Linked DNA regions of Homo sapiens: region 1 is linked to region 2. Evidence: chromatin loops called from intact Hi-C (ENCODE). Cell type or tissue: dorsolateral prefrontal cortex. All regions are shown on one strand. Each heading gives the region's core, and the rest is flanking DNA. Links, peaks and the distances in the headings are about the cores only. Region 1 overlaps WDR59 (WD repeat domain 59). Region 2 overlaps WDR59 (WD repeat domain 59).

Evidence for each region. Hi-C counts contacts between places; a loop is a spot of excess contacts. Peaks named below come from ENCODE experiments on the same cell type or tissue, not always from the same donor. Only the 100,000 strongest peaks of a DNase experiment are listed, where the experiment ranks them.
Region 1: a loop joins it to region 2, with 2.0 times the contacts of the local background. A loop is called at or near these places in 1 of 110 quality-filtered maps.

Annotation. Positions count from the first base shown.
Region 1 is chr16:74,872,824-74,877,209 of GRCh38, reverse strand. WDR59 (WD repeat domain 59) reads left to right here. Exons shown (of 26, transcript NM_030581.4): 26 at 2,766-4,386. The coding sequence ends at 3,001. Among named protein-coding and RNA genes, the nearest start is that of FA2H, 100 kb to the right of the region's middle. RefSeq lists enhancers at 806-1,531, 2,260-2,985. In dorsolateral prefrontal cortex, for the core only: no CTCF peak of the experiment used is centred there; no DNase peak of the experiment used is centred there.
Region 2 is chr16:74,953,302-74,957,687 of GRCh38, reverse strand. WDR59 (WD repeat domain 59) reads left to right here. Exons shown (of 26, transcript NM_030581.4): 3 at 1,078-1,213. Among named protein-coding and RNA genes, the nearest start is that of WDR59, 30 kb to the left of the region's middle. In dorsolateral prefrontal cortex, for the core only: a CTCF peak has its summit at 2,798; a DNase peak (open chromatin) is centred at 2,737; H3K27ac peaks cover 2,126 bases.

The DNA.
Region 1 (4,386 bases), core at 183-4,182, 80 kb after region 2:
TAAATCTTTTAACTTTAAAATATACTGACTTATCAGCACATTCAGTAAGACAATACCCTCACCGCGTTGATTGATCGTTTTAATAAAACTGGAACATTTCCCTTGATGAACTAATAGAACACATCAATTATCTTGAATACAGATTCATATCTCATACTTGCAAGTGGTATCTGCTTTGCAATTTGTATCTAGTGTAGCCCCAGCCTCCCAGAGTCATTCTTCTTCCCTCAGAGACCCAGAGAAAACCTGGAACCATTAGCGACCGGCACGATTAGTGGATTGTCAGGGATATTCCAAAGGCAGCCAGGTGTGAGACACCTTGCCAGCTCTGTTTTTGGGAACACATTCCACATCCCTTTGTATGCCCTGAAGTGGTGAGAGGAAGCACGCACCAGCAAGGCCCACGGGCATCTGCCTATCCTTCTCAATCGGTTCATACGCTGAGCCATTCCATTGTGTATATACAGGGCAGAGGCAAGGGAGAGCGTCCTGGGGCTTTTATGTTTTCTGTCTTTGTGAATTTAGATCTCCTTAGAAATTGTCCAGATCCCCCCAAAGATCATTCGCTAATTAACGAAATGAAATATTAGTTCAGGGTCTTAAAGTTAATAAGGATCTTGAAAACTATATTTAATCCGATTCACTGTAGAGAAACACAATTATTAATGATACTGTGAGATGACATTTTAATAATTTTACCCAGATAGATATGGAGAATAATTAAGTTTACAGTTATCTCAAGTACCAAGGAACAAACCCTTTTAAACATTAGAATTAAATTTACCTGAACACACAATATTTACATTCTCATAATGTTGGCCAATAAAACCAGTAATGAAAATTTGAGAGTTTTCAACTAATTAGGCTTTTCATGAGAACATAACCAAAGTTTGTACATAATATAAAAAATTATGCTTAGAGGGAGAAGACATAGCTATTTTTAAACCAAAATTTTCAAACCAGTCTGATTTGTCTCAAGATTTGCCTTAATTGGAACTATCATAAAATATGCCCTTAGGTACCACATATCAGAGGAGTTTTTATTGGCCTTTTTTTTCTGACCACCAGTTGTCATTCAACAGAGCAGCCAGTTCTGCTAGAAGAAAGGACCCTCCCTCTGTTGTAAGAGGGAAGGAGAGGTGGGAGATTGGAAGATGCGTGGTGTAACGACGAAGGGAAGTGAGAGACGAGGCTGGCAGGTGCAGGAGCCGGGAGAAAAGGCATGAGGGAAGAGTTTGCAGAACGTGGTGGAGGCCCGAAGTCACCATCTCGGGGACAGAAGGGAAACACAGGCTCCGCGCAGGGCTAGGTGTTGTGTCCGTTGGTGATCGCGTGTATGAAGTGAGATGCATTTCTTGAACATGGGCCTTTCTCCAGGATTGCTCAGCCTCTTGTGGGCAGGCATGGAGTGGGCAGGTGATATGGGTCATCCAGGGTAGAGGTTTTGCCAGGTGGTGCAGGAGATGGGCAAAGGAATTGAAGGCATTTGCAAAATAAGTGATTATAAAGTGAGTCCATGTAATTCAGGTTGGCCAAAGGGCAAATTGCAGCTAGAAAGGGGCAGGTGGACTGAAGGGTTAGTGGTGATGGGTTAGGGATGAGGGCAAAGACCTGAATGGCCGGGTGGGCACTGGGTTAGTGGTGTAGGTTTGGGAGACCTCCAGGATCATCTAAGAACTGGGGTAGAGAGAAAATTGAGAGCCAAGAACAAGTCTTCAGTGAGTGGGGGTGTGTCTCCAGAATGTCCTCAGATGACACAGAGAAAAGGGGGAAAGGCTGGTGAAGCTGGATGACATTGGCCTCCAGCAGAAAGGTCAGTCTGGAGGCAGCGATGGGACACAGTCCCCACCCACTGCCCCTGCAGTCAGAGGACTTAAGCAAGAAATGGCCTTTCATCCAAAAGCCAGCAGAGGCAGGAGGGTCAGGTGATGAGGGGACTATTGCCAGCAGAGTAGATAGAGCAGGTTTTACTCAGGGTAGCCCAGTGGAACCAGTCCCCGCCCGGCGGTGGAGCGGCATCCCGGTGTCCTGACTTGGGCCAGTGGCGAGTGGGCAGTAGCAGGCGTTGGTAAAGCCAGTCTGCCCTCTGCTGAAGTGTTACTGCTGAGTCATTCAGTTCTTTCAGCTGATACCTGTTCAACACCTCCTGCGTGCCAGGCCCTGCCAGCCGTCGGGGTGGGAAGAGGCATCAGACGCAGCTGCCCCCTGCTGTAGGGCACTGGGTTTCCATGCGGAGCCCCTGAGAAAATACAGTACTCAGCAGCTGGGTGCAGTGGCTCAGAAGAAGGAGTTCTGGTGTAAAAAAAACAAAAAAAAACAGGCTGGGCACAGTGGCTCACGCCTATAATCCCAGCACTTTGGGAGGCCAAGGCAGGTGGATCACCTGAGGTCAGGAGTTCGAGACCAGCCTGGCCAACATGGCGAAACCCCGTCTCTACTAAAAATACAAACTTAGCTGGGCGTGGTGGCAGGTGCCTGTAATTCCAGCTACTCGGGAGGCTGAGGCAGGACACTTGAATCCGGGCTGTGAAGGTTGCAGTGAGCCAAGATTGCACCATTGCACTCGAGCCTGGGTGACAAGAGTGAAACTCTGTCTCAAAAAGAAAAAATAAAAATAAAAAAAACAGAAAATGAAAACCACTGGTCTAAGAGAATCTGCTAGAGTCTTGAGAGGAAGACTTCCTTCTTCCTGGCAAGCCCCAGTTTCCTTTTTCAGAACTAAACTCATGCTGCCTCTTGTTTTGCCCGTCCCTGCCCATTTCCAGAGTTCGGCGTGTACTGCAGCCACTGCCGGAGTGAGGTCCGTGGCACGCAGTGTGCCATCTGCAAAGGCTTCACGTTCCAGTGTGCCATCTGTCACGTGGCTGTGCGGGGATCGTCCAATTTCTGCCTGACCTGTGGGCACGGTGGCCACACCAGCCACATGATGGAGTGGTTTCGGACCCAGGAGGTGTGTCCCACCGGGTGTGGGTGCCACTGCCTGCTTGAAAGCACTTTCTGAACCTACAGAAGTTGGGTATTGTCTGAAATCCCAGAGGACCCATAAGTGCCGGTGACAAGCTGTCTGTCAGGGGAGAGGCTCCAGAACCTGGGTTCGTCCCCAGTGAGACCGGAGGATGATCCCCCAAGGACTGCGCAGCATCAGCTCTTGGTGGGCCTCTGCCTTCTCTTCTGTTTGGCCACCTGGTGTGGATGTCACTGTGTGAAGATAAGGACAGAAGTGCAGAGCTGCGCTTTGTGTGTTGTCTATGTCGGCTGAGCTACCAAGGTGGAAGTTTTCATGGAGAAAAGCACCTGGCTCCAGGGCCAGTGTTACAGTGTTACCCTGTAAGGTGTTAGCCTTAAACCACCGAGCAGCGTTCTCTTGATGCCAGTGCAGAGACCAGAGTCAGATGCCCGAGGACAGTGGGTAGGAATTTCATCAACAAATGGACCTATGGCATCATGGCTTTAGAAGCTGGTACATTTACTGAGCTGATGGACAGTGGCCTTCTAAAATATGACACTTAAATTGTAAATATGCACTGTACTTAAGGATTCTTAAGATGTATTTTTTTGTTATTTCTCCTCCAGCTGCTATCCCTTGGCTAATAAAATTCTAGTAATTTGAAAAAAAAAAAAAAGAGAGAAAGTTAAACAACATTATGGTGAATCATTTTTTACCCTAATTCTAATTGAAGGTAGCTATTTTGAATAGGACCAAAGTCAGTGCTCCGATTTTTAAAGGAAATGCTGATTTACTTTTGTCATCTGACAAGAGAAAATGGAATTTGACATTTAAGGTTCTTCCTAGCCCCAAGAGTCTTATTTCTTCTAGCAAAAGGAGGACAAGATTGCCGTGCAGCATGGATAGAAAAGTCTCCCTGGCCAGGCCCCATGGCTCATGCCTGTAATCCCACACTTTAGAAGGCAAAAGTGAGGGGATCACCTGAGCTCAGGAGTTCGAGACCAGCCTGGGCAACATAAGGAGATCCCATCTCTGCAAAAAATTTAAAAAATAGGCCGGGCACGGTGGCTCATGCCTGTAATCCCAGCACTTTGGGAGGCTGAGGTGGGAGGATTACCTGAGGTCAGGAGTTCGAGACTAGCCTGGCCAACATGGTGAAACCCCATCTCTACTAAAAATAGAAAAATTAGCCGGGCATGGTGGCGGGCGCCTGTAATCCCAGGTACTGGGGAGGCTGAGACAGGAGAATCGCTTGAACTTGGGAAGCAGAGGTTGCAGCGAGCTGAGATTATGCCATTGCACTCCAGCCTGGGTGACAAGAGTGAGACTCTGTCTCAAAAAAAGAAAAAAAAAATTAAAAAAATAGCCGGGTGTGGTGGCACATGCCTGTGGTCCCAGCTACTTGAGGGGCCGAGGTGGGAGGATCACTTGAGTCCAGG
Region 2 (4,386 bases), core at 301-4,300:
TACTTAAAAAGAAAATAGGTGAATGCAGAACCTCCCTGTTTTCAGATCCTTCATGTTGATTGGAACCTTAAACATTACTGGCACTTCATATGTTATTTTAATTATTATTCCTTTTTGTTGTTATTGTTAACCCTCCTGATAGATTTAGTTGAGTTTTCTTGACCAGGAAGTAGTAAGGGGAATTTTGAGATTTTCTGCTTCTACAGGATTTTGGCTTAGTAATAAGTGATATGTTTAATTTAACTCACATTTGTTGAGTGCAGAGCACTGAGCCTGGCGATGTGAAGCATACAGAGATATTCAAGACAGCCGGGCATGGTTCCTTGTGCCTGTAATCCCAGTACTTTGGGAGGCTGAGGCAGGTGGATCACCCGAGGTCAGCAGTTCGAGATCAGCCTGGCCAACATGGTGAAACTCCGTCTCTACAAAAAATGCAAAAATTAGTTAGGCGTGATGGTGGGTGCCTGTAATCCCAGCTACCCGGAAGGCTGAGGTAGGAGAATCGTTTGAACTTGGGAAGCGGAGGTTGCAGTGAGCTGAGATCATACCACAGTACTCCAGCCTGGGTGACAGAGCGAGACTCTGTCTCAAAAAAAAAAAAAAAAAGAAAAAAAAAGATATTCAAGACATAGTTCATTCTCTGAACACTTAGTTGATTCAGGACAAGAGCCTTAAATTATTAGTCCTGCTACAAGATAAATGCTGTGGTCAAAATGCAAACTATGCAATGGGAGTAATGTGGAATTAATTAATTCAGTAATTAACCCTAGCTGGGGGATTGGGAAAGGCTGGGAGAAGGGCAGGTTGGAGGTGAATCCAGACTCTCATGGATGGATGTGGTAGGGAAGGCCATCTCTGGAGGTGGGACTCTCACAGGGACACTTCTTCCCTTTGTGTGACAGCCACCTTGAATTACACTTGTCACTTCTTTGCCTTTCAGAGTAAATAAATGCCATGTGTGTTTGGGTTTTTTGGAGCACTGCTTGCAAATTGTATGCAATTCCAATTGTGCTTTTCTATCTTAATGCTAATGATGTTGTGTTTTTATACTATTATAATGTTGATGTTGGTCTCTAGCCGCAGATTCTTATACATCGTCAATCTAGATGCCCCTTTCGAAGGTCACCGAAAGATCTCTCGCCAGAGCAAATGGGACATTGGAGCTGTGCAGTGGAATCCTCATGACAGCTTTGCACACTATTTTGCGGCTTCGGTGAGCTTATTTAAGGAATACAGGAGAATGCTGTTAAATGTGTCATCTGGGGCTGGCAGATCTATGCCCTGTGTAGAGAAGAGAATGCAGTCCTCATTGCTCATTTGGAAAAGAGGTTTGGATGGTTCTGAGAAAAAGACAGAGGCAAGTTACGGATTAAATATACGTGGGAATGCTCGCTGGTCCCATCGGTGTCAGGCCTTGTATTACTAGGGACTGAATTCAGATTTTGAAAGGGAAACAGGCAGATGCATCCATTTCTGTGAGTGGTGAGAACCTGTTTCATCAGCAGCAATGTAACTAGCCAGCGGACAAATGGCAGATGACTTTGAAAGACATTCTAAGGAGGGTAACTGGCGAGCTGGTGTGGAGTTGACCTTCATTGCTTTCAGAGGGATCAGAAGACTCCCCCTACCCTTCTATTCAAAGGAAGGGATTCTTCCTTGATTGGGAATCATTAGATTTCGTTAACCCCATCAAATTCTATGTGCCTGTTTATGTGTGATTTTTTTTTTCCCTAGGGAAAACATGTATAAGTTTTGTTAGGTTTTCTAATACAAAAATCTTTTCTTTATACAAAAAGATTCTGGACTACAACCTGTCTGGCATCTTTCTCCAGATTCTGTGTCACATTGTATTCTAGAATAATGAGAGATCTAAACTTTTTGCTCTTTTTGCATTGGGCTGGCAGGAGAGTATTTAAAGGAATTCTTCTGATTCACCAGGGGCAGGACCACTGTGCAGTCTGTCTCAGTCTGTTCTTGTCAGGAAAGGCAGTCTGCAGAAGGAAAGCAACTGAGCAAGGAAAGAAGAGCAACTTTGTCAGCTTGAGAAGGAACAGAAAGCCGCCCTTCCCAGCTATTTCCAAAATAGAGTCTGCCTTTAACTGTGGATGTCCGAGGTTGCGCTGATTTTCAGGGCTATTCTCAAAGAGAAAGGCAGAGTCAGTCTTCCTGCCTTTCTACTCTCAGGCCTCTTTCCTGAGTGCTAGAAGGAGCTCTTTTAGTTGGTTTATACCTCGGGACCCTTATTTCCCTCTCACCCTCGGCCCCTGATCGTCTAGTCCAGGGTTTTTTAACCTTGGCACTACTGGCTTGTTAGGTCATTCTTTGTGGTGGGGCTGTCCTGTGCGTTGCAGGAAGTTCAGCAGCATCCCTGGCCCTACCTGCTAGATCTCAGTAGTATGCTCCCCACCTGTTGTTATGACAATCAAAAATGTCTCCAGCCACTGTCAGATGTCCTCTGGGAAGCAAAATCACCTCTGATTGGGTTTAGGCTGACGCCTCAGTTGTTGTACTCAGTGGATTAACACTGCATTTGTTCGGGAGTGCTAACAAAGACAGCCTTTTTAAAATTTGTTCCTTCACAATTAATCATTTTAAAGTGAACAATTCAGTATCCTTCACTGCATTCACATGTTGTATAACCACCACCTCTATCCAATTCCCAAACATTTCTATCCCTCCCGGGTAAAACCCTTTATTCATTAAGCAGTTTCTCCCCATTCCTCCCTCCGTTGCAACCCCTGGCAACCACCAGTCTGCGCTCTGTCTCAATGGATTGATCTATTCTGGATCTTCCATAGACATGAAATCATAAAACAAGTGGCCTTTTGTGTCTGACTTCTTTTACTTAGCATAATGTTTTGAAGTTCATCCATGTTATAGCAGGTATCAGAACTTCATTCCTTTTTATCAGTGGATAATATTCCATTGTGTAATTGTTTATCTATCCGTCCATCCATCAGAGGACATTTGACTGGCTATTGAATAGAGCTGGTATGAACATATGTGTGGAGGTACTTGTTTTTGCTTCTTTTGGGTAAACATCTAAGAGTGGAATTGCAGGGTCATATGGTAATTCTGTGTTTAACTTTTGGAGGGAACCACCAAACTATTTCCACAGTGGCTAAACCTTTTATACTCCCATCAGCAATGCACAGAGTTCCAGTTTTTCCACATCCTCTCCAAAATTTATTTTTTGTATTTTTAAAAAAATTATAGCCATCCTAGTGGGTGTGAAGGTGTGAGGTGGTACTTTGTTATGTCTTTTTGTTTGTTTGTTTTGAGACAGAGTTTCACTCTTGTTGCCCAGGCTGGAGTGCAGTGGCATGATCTCGGCTCACCACAACCTCCACCTCCTGGGTTCAAGCGATTCTCCTGCCTCAGCCTCCCAAGTAGCTGGGATTACAAGCACACATGATCACGCCTGGCTAATTTTGTATTTTTAGTAGAGACAGGGTTTCTCCGTGTTGGTCCAGCTGGTCTCAAACTCTCGACCTCAGGTGATCCACCCACCTCAGCCTCCCAAAGTGCTTGGATTACAGGCATGAGCCACCGCACCCAGCCTTATTGTGGTTTTAGTTTATATTCCCCCAGTGACTAAGGATGTTGAGTATCTTATTGGCCACGTATATGTCATTTTTTTGGAGAAATGTCTATTCAAGGCCTCTGCCCTTTTTCTTTTTTTTTTTGAGACGGAGTCTCGCTCTGTCACCCAGGCTGGAGTGCAGTAGTGCTATCTCAGCTCTCTGCAAGCTCCACCTCCCGGGTTCACGCCATTCTCCTGCCTCAGCCTCCCAAGTAGCTGGGACTACAGGCGTCCACCACCATGCCCGGCTAATTTTTTTGTATTTTTAGTAGAGACAGGGTTTCGCCCTGTTAGCCAGGATGGTCTCGATCTCCTCACCTCATGATCCGCCTGCCTCGGCCTCCCAAAGTGCTGGGATTACAGGCATGAGACACCACGCCCGGCCTTGCCTCTGCCCTTTTTCGAATTGGGTTGTTTGCATTTTTACTGTTGAGTTGTAGGAGTTCTTTATATATTCTGGATATTAGACCTTTATCAGATGTATGATTTGCAAATGTTTTCTTCCCTTTTGTTGATTGTCTTTCTGCATTCTTGACAGTGTTCTTTGATGCACAAAAGCTTTAATTTTAATGAAGTTTATCTGTTTTTTTCTTTTGTTCTTGGTTGGAAGGCAACTTTTTTTTTTTTTTTTTGAGACGGAGTCTCGTTCTGTTGCCCAGGCTGGAGTGCAGTGGCGCCATCTCAGTTCATTGCAGCCTCTGCTTCCCAGGTTCAAGGAATTCTCGTGCCTCAGCCTCTCAAGTAGCTGGGACTACAGGCACGTGCCACCATGCCCAGCTAATTTTTGTATTTTTAAGTAGAGA